2 separate regions of the Homo sapiens genome follow, and region 2 is linked to region 1. A link is a contact called in ENCODE Hi-C or POLR2A ChIA-PET data. All regions are on one chromosome and are shown on one strand. The core of a region is the stretch at or near the end of the contact, and the rest is flanking DNA. Distances in the headings are between cores, read along the strand shown. Region 1 holds the start of GMCL1 (germ cell-less 1, spermatogenesis associated). Region 2 holds the start of SNRNP27 (small nuclear ribonucleoprotein U4/U6.U5 subunit 27).

What was found. A loop is a pair of places that touch in the nucleus more often than their neighbours do. ChIA-PET counts read pairs that join two places held with the same protein, here RNA polymerase II (POLR2A). Pooled maps may share reads with other maps.
Region 2: a map of CD8-positive, alpha-beta T cell shows a loop between it and region 1 (8-fold over the local background). The contact joins the promoter of SNRNP27 here to the promoter of GMCL1 in region 1. A Hi-C loop is called at or near these places in 13 of 168 maps with a recorded cell type or tissue (B cell, CD4-positive, alpha-beta T cell, CD8-positive, alpha-beta T cell and 7 more), 3 of 37 single-sample maps with no recorded cell type and 20 of 50 pooled maps. POLR2A ChIA-PET finds 5 or more read pairs at or near these places in 8 of 52 experiments (CD4-positive, alpha-beta T cell, HepG2, activated B cell and 5 more).

What each region holds. Positions count from the first base shown.
Region 1 is chr2:69,827,831-69,831,817 of GRCh38, forward strand. It overlaps GMCL1 (germ cell-less 1, spermatogenesis associated), which reads left to right and starts at 1,830. Exons shown (of 14, transcript NM_178439.5): 1 at 1,830-2,322. The coding sequence starts at 2,063. LOC124906021 (a long non-coding RNA gene) reads right to left here and starts at 1,701. Exons shown (of 2, transcript XR_007086846.1): 1 at 184-1,701. RefSeq lists enhancers at 866-1,787, 1,182-1,271, 1,788-2,708 and silencers at 1,682-1,911, 2,292-2,371, 2,319-2,494.
Region 2 is chr2:69,892,195-69,896,181 of GRCh38, forward strand. SNRNP27 (small nuclear ribonucleoprotein U4/U6.U5 subunit 27) reads left to right here and starts at 1,762. Exons shown (of 6, transcript NM_006857.3): 1 at 1,762-1,824; 2 at 2,900-3,020. The coding sequence starts at 1,791. RefSeq lists enhancers at 1,387-2,322, 2,065-2,124, 2,323-3,257.

The sequences.
Region 1 (3,987 bases), core at 580-3,079:
CCTGCCCCAACCTACCATGTCTGGGTTGTAGCAAAGAAGAGAGTTAAGGGGAGCAGGAAAGTTGTTACCTGACTGTCATTGCTGTGGTGGTAGAGGATCAGCCCTATGTGACCCTGACAGACTAAAGTTGATTCTTGTGGGCATTCTTGTGGGTTCCTTTGTCAACCTCATCACGCTACTCACCTGAGGTTCCTCTGGCAAGGCAAATGTGTACTCCTTTTTCAGCCTCTAGGAATTTGGTGACTCTTTGAGGTTCTCAGTGCTGAAGTTCATTGCCTTCCTCCCAGGCCTGTTGGGCAGGACCTAAGCTGTCTCATGGTGGTCCACATCTGCTCCATGGGAAACACCTGCACGTTCTTTGTGCTGGCAAATTCTGTGTATGCAAGCTGATCCCTCTGCAGCCATTATTCTCCGCCTCCCACCTCCACCCCAAGCTGCCTCGGCTAGCCTCTCTCGGTTCAGATTTCTCATGCATGAATCAGACATTAGTCCACGGGGACCCTCAAACTACGTATACTGCCAATGGGAGTCTAAATTGGTACCTTGATGCAATCAACCCAGAGAGCAATTTGGTAATAGCTAACAAAGTTGCAGATTTCGCAGCAAATTCACTTTTGGGAATCTGCTTGGTGAATCCATTGCACATGATGTTCATTGCTGCTCTGTAAGGCCGTTAAAGTAGAAATAACCTCTCTCACTAAGGAATGTAAAAACAAATATGGGTCAGTCATACAATGAGCAGTGAAAATTATCTAGCGATTGACCAAATGGATAAATCTTGAGAGTATAATTTTGAGAGAGGAGAAAGGTGCACAATGAGAGGTACAACTATGATTCCATTCCATGATATGTCTAAACATGCAAAAGAAAATATTATTTATGGGTATGCATATAAGGACATGCATGGACATGATATACAACATTCTCAGCACAGTGATTGCCACTGGGGAGGGAGACAGAATGAGATGGAGGAGGTACGCAGGGGCTTCTGCCTATATGTATTGTTCTATTTAAAAAAGAATGAATCATTGATTACACCTCAATAAAGCTGGGAGGAAAAAAGAATGAAAGCAAGTCTGATAAAATTTCAAGCTAGTGGTCGGTCCACAGGAATCTGTATTACTCTATTTGAAATATTTTCATTATTTTACTTAAAAAGTAACAGAAGGGAGTCAGGGAATGAACGCTGGCTGTCCGGAGTCCATCACAAGAGCTGCTACTACTCCAAGCAGACACTAGTAAATTTTGCTAGGGCCTCCTGAAGGCACTTTTGAGTCCAGACAGTCATGGTGCCAGACCCTATTCGGACATCCCACTGGCACTTGAGAGGAAAGGAAAGGAGTGCCGGGAACGTTCCCATAACTTAACGGGTTCCATTCACGTCTACAGCAGGGGAGGGCTCATGTTAAGGAAGCCCAGGAATCCAGCATATCGCCTCATCCTAGGGCCCCCTCTCACAGGAGGCCACGCCCAAGCAAGCAGAGCGTGGCCCCAGCAAGCGCCGAGCTCCCGCAAGGAGACCAAATAGCTTCGGGGTTTTGCCACTAGCTTAGCACAGGCCCATAAGCACCGGGGACTCAAGGCACCTTTGTAGAAACAATGAGTGACTGGAGTCCCAGGTCTTGCCACTACAGAGGCGCGTATGAACCACGGTTTAACACTACGTCTACGCCGAAGTTCGGGTTAGTCAGAGGCCACGCCCACCGCAGGCCCGAAAACACCAGCCTGCACTGGCGCGCCGGATTGTGCGCAGGCTCCACCTGCCACGCACGCACGCCTTGCCCCGCCCCTTCCGGAGGCTCGCCGTACGCATGCGCCCTCCGTCCCGCGCTTTGTTGCGAAAGCGAGGGGGCGAGGTGCTGCGGTGCTAGAGCGCGGCGCGACCGGACGCTGCGGGCGGGGAAGAGGATGGAGACTGTGGCGTCCGCTGCAACGGTTGGGGCTGCGCGTGAGAAGGTGGCGGTGTAGGCACCTGCGCTCGGGGAAGGCTGGCGGCGGCGGCCGAGCCATGGCGGGAGACCCCCTTCTCTGGGCTCCCTGAAGTCTCGGGGAGCCGTGACCCATGGGATCGTTGAGCAGCCGGGTGCTGCGCCAGCCAAGACCAGCCCTTGCCCAGCAGGCGCAGGGTGCCAGGGCGGGGGGCTCGGCCCGGAGGCCGGACACTGGAGACGATGCGGCGGGCCACGGATTCTGTTACTGTGCGGGCAGCCACAAGCGCAAGCGGAGCAGCGGGTCCTTCTGCTACTGTCACCCTGACTCGGAGACGGACGAGGATGAGGAGGAGGGGGACGAGCAGCAGCGGCTCCTCAACACCCCTCGAAGGTACGTGGGGGCACGCACCCGCGCGGACCCGGACCCGCACCTGTTGGGCCTGGGGCCGAGCCGGCGCCTCGTGCGCTTGCGGGGTGCAGCGCTCCCCAGCCTATGGAGAGGGGACGTGCCCTTGACAGGGTGAATGTGGAAGCCGGCCCGATGCGGGGCGGACTGGGGAGCGCCTTGGGAGACGCCAGGTGTTCCGCATTTTCAACCACAGACGCTTCCAGGGTGTTGTTACAGCCCCAAGATGAGGATGAGAAACGCCAAGCCCGAGCTCGCGTCTCGTTAAACCTTAGAGACGCCCGGCTGGCTGGCCTTCCCAGTCCACCTTTGCCCTCTCAAGTGGGTAGCCGCAGAGTAAGTTGTTTTGCATCCGGTTGCCTTAGTACAGACACTAAATGTAATCTCTGAAATAGGCACTCTTATTGTCGCCCACTCAGTGGAGGGTAAGTAATTGCACACAGGAGTTCTTGTTAATTGTAAAGGTGAAGTTTATCAATAGTGTACATTTGTTCCTAACTAGGAACAGAGTCTGTGCAAGTTTCTAGTAGTTGATGAAGTCGTTGACCGTGGATGTACTGTATGTAGGGCGGTGCTGCTGCAGCTTGTTTAACCCCTTTTTTTTTTTTTTTTGGATGAGTTGAAAGATGGAATATTGACTTGTGACCTGGAATGTAGTTTATAGGTAGAATATATGCTTACACAAACAATTTGGTTTTTCTGCTTTTGTTTTTAAAGGTTATTTGGTAGGGTCACACATGAAATTTTTTAAATGATTTCTTTTTCTTTTTGAGACAGAGCCTTGCTCTGTCACTCAGGCCGGAGTGCAGTGGTGCGATCTCAACTCACTGCAACCTCCACCTCCTGGTTCAAGCGATTCTTGTGCCTCAGCCTCCCGAGTAGCTGGGACTACCGGCGCGCACCACCACGCCTGGCTAATGTTTTCTGTTTTTAGTAGAGACAGGTTTCATCGTGTTGGCCAGGCTTGTCTCAAATTCCCGACCTCAGGTGATCTGCTGGCCTCAGCCTCCCAAAGTGCTGGAATTATAGGCGTGAGCCACTGCGCACCCGGCCTAAAATTAAACTTTAAAAGCAGATTCAAAAAGGTTTTGCTATACAAGTGTTATATATTGTAAAAAAGGAATCATAGATTAAAAACTTAATAGTTTGGTTTATAAAACCTTTTGTACCTTTTTTTGTATGAATATTTGTATTTATTATACAAAAATGTACCCCTACTGTGAATACTATTCAGTAACTTTTTTAATTGTTTGTTTGATTTTTGGAGCTTTTTTCTAAAGGAGTCTCACTATATTGCCCAGGCTGGTCTCAAACGCCTGGGTTGAAGCGATCCTCCCACCTAAGCCTCCCAAAGGGCTGAGATTACAGGTGTGAGCCACCATGCCTGACCCTGTAACCTTTTTGAAGCGTCAGTGTAGCATAGTTTTTTTTTCCTTTGGAAAAATTTTTCTCTATTTTGAGACAGGGTCTCGCTGTGTCGCCCAGGCTGGAATGCAGTGGTGGGATCATGACTCACTCTACCTCGACCTCACAGAATCAGGCAATTCTCCCACCTCAGCCTTCTGTGTAGCTGAGACCACAGGCATGCACCACCACACCCAGCTAATTTTTTTATTTGTAGAAACAAGGTCTCACTCTGTTGCCCACCCA
Region 2 (3,987 bases), core at 512-3,011, 64 kb after region 1:
TTTTTTGTTTGAGACGGAGTCCCACTCTGTCGCCCAGGCTGGAGTGCAGTGGCGCAGTCTCAGCTCACTGCAACCTCAACCTCCCAGGTTCAAGCAATTCTCCTGCCTCAGCCTCCCAAGTAGCTGGGATTACAAGCATGCGTCACCACGCCTGGCTATCATTAGTGGTGTGTTTCTCCAATGATGTCCCTAAATCTTCTTCCCTGGGGTCTGCACCTCCCTTGAACCTCCCCATTCTACACCTAGTGCATGCTTTGCCAGGGTAATTCCAAAGGCATCTGGGGGTTGGGGCTGTTGGTAGAAATCCTAGATGTCATGGCTGGATCTTTCCTGGAAGTTTGGGTTGGGACAGGTATTAAACAGGCCACTCTGAATGTATAAATCTAATTAAAAATTTATGTGATTGGTGGGCATTTTTTCCAACCTAATAAAGTCCCTTTCCATCCCCCAGCTCTTTGTATTTTAAAAGCCAGGTCACTAGACTTGATAATTCTAGAGAGAGCTGACTGAAAAGAGTTGGTTTGATTAGAAACAGAGGTTCAACACTTTTACACTGTTGGTGGGAATGTAAATTAGCTCAACCATTGTGGAAGACAATGTGGTGTTTCCTCAAAGACCTAAAACCAGAAATACCATTTGACCCAGCAATCCCATTACTGGGTATATACCCAAAGGAATATAAATAATTTTATTACGAAGATACTTGCACGCATATGTTCACTGCAGTACTATTCACAATAGCGAAGACATAGAATCAACCCAAATGCCCATCAATGATAGACTGGATTAAAAAAATGTGGTACGTATACACCATGGAATACTACACAGCCATAAAAAGGAACGAGATAATGTCCTTTGCAGGGACATGGATGGAACTAGAAGCCATTATCTTCAGCAAACTAACACAGAAACAGAAAACCAAACATTGCATGTTCTCACTTATAAGTAGGAGCTGAACAATGAGAACACATGGGCACAGGGAGAGGAACAACACACACTGGGGCCTGTAGGGGGAGGAGCTGGGGAGAGGGAGAGCATTGGGAAGAATAGCTTAATAGATGCAAGGCTTAATGGGTTGATAGGTGTAGCGAACCACCATGGCACACATTTACCTATGTAACAAAACTGCACATCCTGCAAATGTACCCTGGAACAAAATAAAATAAAATAAGAAATAGAGGTTTGAGTCTTTCCTGGTAAGCATATTTATGCTCTACCACAGACGGTTCAGCCTTGGGGCAAGACAGTCTTTCTCCTAATTTTTGTAGTTTTGAACATTCTAAAGTTTTTGTTGTTGTTGTTGTTGTTTTCCCTGAGGACAGAGGCAACTTTGGGGAAGTACTTTGTCGGGTAGGATGGAATCTGGGGCCTTTAGTTTTCCTTCCAAGAGCCCATAGGAGGTTTTGGGTGCCTTCTCAATGCTGGCATGAGAAAATATAAAGCAGATGGACAGTGAACTTTGGTATATTCACTCCTTATGAATGTTATGTGGAAAAGTGGAAGAACATAAGCTGTTTGTCTATGCTATGTTTACAATTGGTTTGCTCTATTTTGTGCATGTGGACAAAAATGGGGGAAAAATGAAAGCTGTGTTAGGATAATGGGTATACGGCTGAATTTTCCAGGAATTTCTATAATAACACCAAATCGCATGTTTTAATGCCCACCGTGAACAAAGAAGACCGGAACCCTCGCAACTCGTTTTGACGTTTTCTGGTCGGCGGTAAAAGCTCGGTTCCCGGCCCTCCCGGAAGTTGTTGCACAGTTGTTTCCGGGAAGCGGGACTCCAAATGGGTCGCAGTCGCAGCCGCTCTCCACGGAGGGGTGAGTCCTGTAGCAATTCGGAGGATATGGGGCTCTGTTGGAGGCCTGTCCCTTTTGTTTTATTTTGTTTTGTTTTTGGTAGCCGCGTAGCAGAGAGGCGGGCCCTTTTCCCAGGCGGAGAGCGAGGGGTGGATAAAGGAACGTAGACCTGGGCCCTGCCCTCTTCAGCCCGCCCTCTCCGGTTTGAAGGCAGTTGTTTGTCTCTGAATTAGTTTCATTAAGTCTTTGTCACCTTCATACAATAACTTTTATTACACTGTGGCCGGTGGGTTTAGAATTAGACCTCAGTTCCTTTGCTGAATTTCTGGGCGACGGTGGGCAAGTCACTACTCAGCCTTTCTGAATCGAATTCCCAGAATGAGTCATTGAGGGTAGTATTGCCAACTTTTAAAAACTGATGTGAGAATTAATGTCACATCCCATAACATACAGTATGTGATTCTGCCTGGTTCTTAAATACTTAATAAATGTTAGATTCCTGCCCAGGTCATTACAGGGAAATCGATATTAAGAATTTTGAGTCCTGGGAGCTCACTTCGTAATGTTTTCTGGCTACCAGCCCCATAAATGAGGCAGCGCGACGTAAAGAACCCTGGACTTCCATTAGGAGATCTAACTTAGACCCTCGGTTCTGCCCCTGATTCGTTTTTTTTTTAAATCAATTTATTTATTTTTAATGAGACAGAGTCTCGCTCTGTCGCCCGCCCAGGCTGGAGTGCAGTGGCCGATCTCAGCTCACTGCAACCTCCACCTCCTGGGTTCAAGCGATTCTCATGCCTCAGCCTTCCGAGTAGCTGGGATTACCCGTCCGTGCCACCACGCCTGGCTAATTTTTGTATTTTTATTAGAGACGGGGTTTCGCCGCGTTGGCCAGGCTGGTCTCGAACTCCTGACCTTGTGATCCGCCCGCCAGCCTCACAAAGTGCTGGGATTACAGGCGTGAGCCACCGCTCCCAGCCTCTTTTTACCTTTTTAATGTGACTAGTAATGGTTTGCATTATTTTTCTACTGGACGGCGCAGCTCTAGATATTTGAGGTAATTATCAGTTCTGCAATTTGTGTGCGTTTGCATTAGAACGTAGGCGTTCCCGGTCCACATCCCGGGAGAGAGAACGCAGGCGCCGAGAAAGGTCCAGGTCTCGGGAGAGAGATCGGAGAAGGAGCCGCTCGCGATCCCCGCACCGAAGACGCTCCCGGTAAGGGCAGAAAATAAGCCAAGAGTTTTATTTACCGAAAGTCCCTAAGAAACTGGTCGCAGCTCTTAACTTTGTTTTCATCGCTTATAAGGGGATTTACGGTTTCCTGAAATGGAGGAAACTTAATCCAACCTTATTCTAAAGCTAACATTCACCTTGGTTAAATGGTGCTAATAGTACTCTACATCACAAAGTTGTCTTGAAAGAGTAAGTAAGAAATAATGCATGCAAACCCCAGAGCATGGTGCTTGGCAAGAAAAAGAAATAAGTATTTTATATTTTTGTTTCTTTCTTCCGTTCCTTTCCTTTCCTTTTCTTTTCCTTTTCCTTTCTTTTCCTCTTTTTTGAGACGGAGTCTCGCTCTGTCACCCAGGCTGGAGTGCAGCGGCGCAATCTGCTCACTGCAACCTCCGCCTCCCCTGCAATCTCTGCCTCCCCTGGTTCAAGCAATTCTGCTGCTGAGCCTCCCAAGTAGCTGGGACTACAGGCACATGCCACCACACCCAGCTAATTTTTTTTGTATTTTTAGTAGAGACGGGGTTTCAACGTGTTAGCCAGGATGGTCTTGATCTCCTGACCTCGTGATCCACCCACCTCGGCCTCCCAAAGTGCTGGGATTACAGGCGTGAGCCACTGCACCCGGCCTGTTGTTTCTTTTTTATTAACTTTTTGGTGATAATGATTTATTCAAGTATGTAATCAAGAATGGATGATCTTGGAAGAACATTAGAAATGGGCTCTGAGTCTTTTTTTTGGTTTGTTTTTTTTTTTTTTGAGAGAGAGGGTCTCCCTGTGTTGCCCAGGCTGGTCTTGAATTCCTAGGCTCAAGCAATCCTCCTGCCTCTGCTTTCCAAAGTGCTGGAATTAGTAGCGTGAGCCACCAAGCCCCACCTGGCTCTGAGTCTTAATAACCATCAATTGCTGTTTAAGTCAGCTTTTTTGTATATTTGTGTGTGGTTGTTAGAAA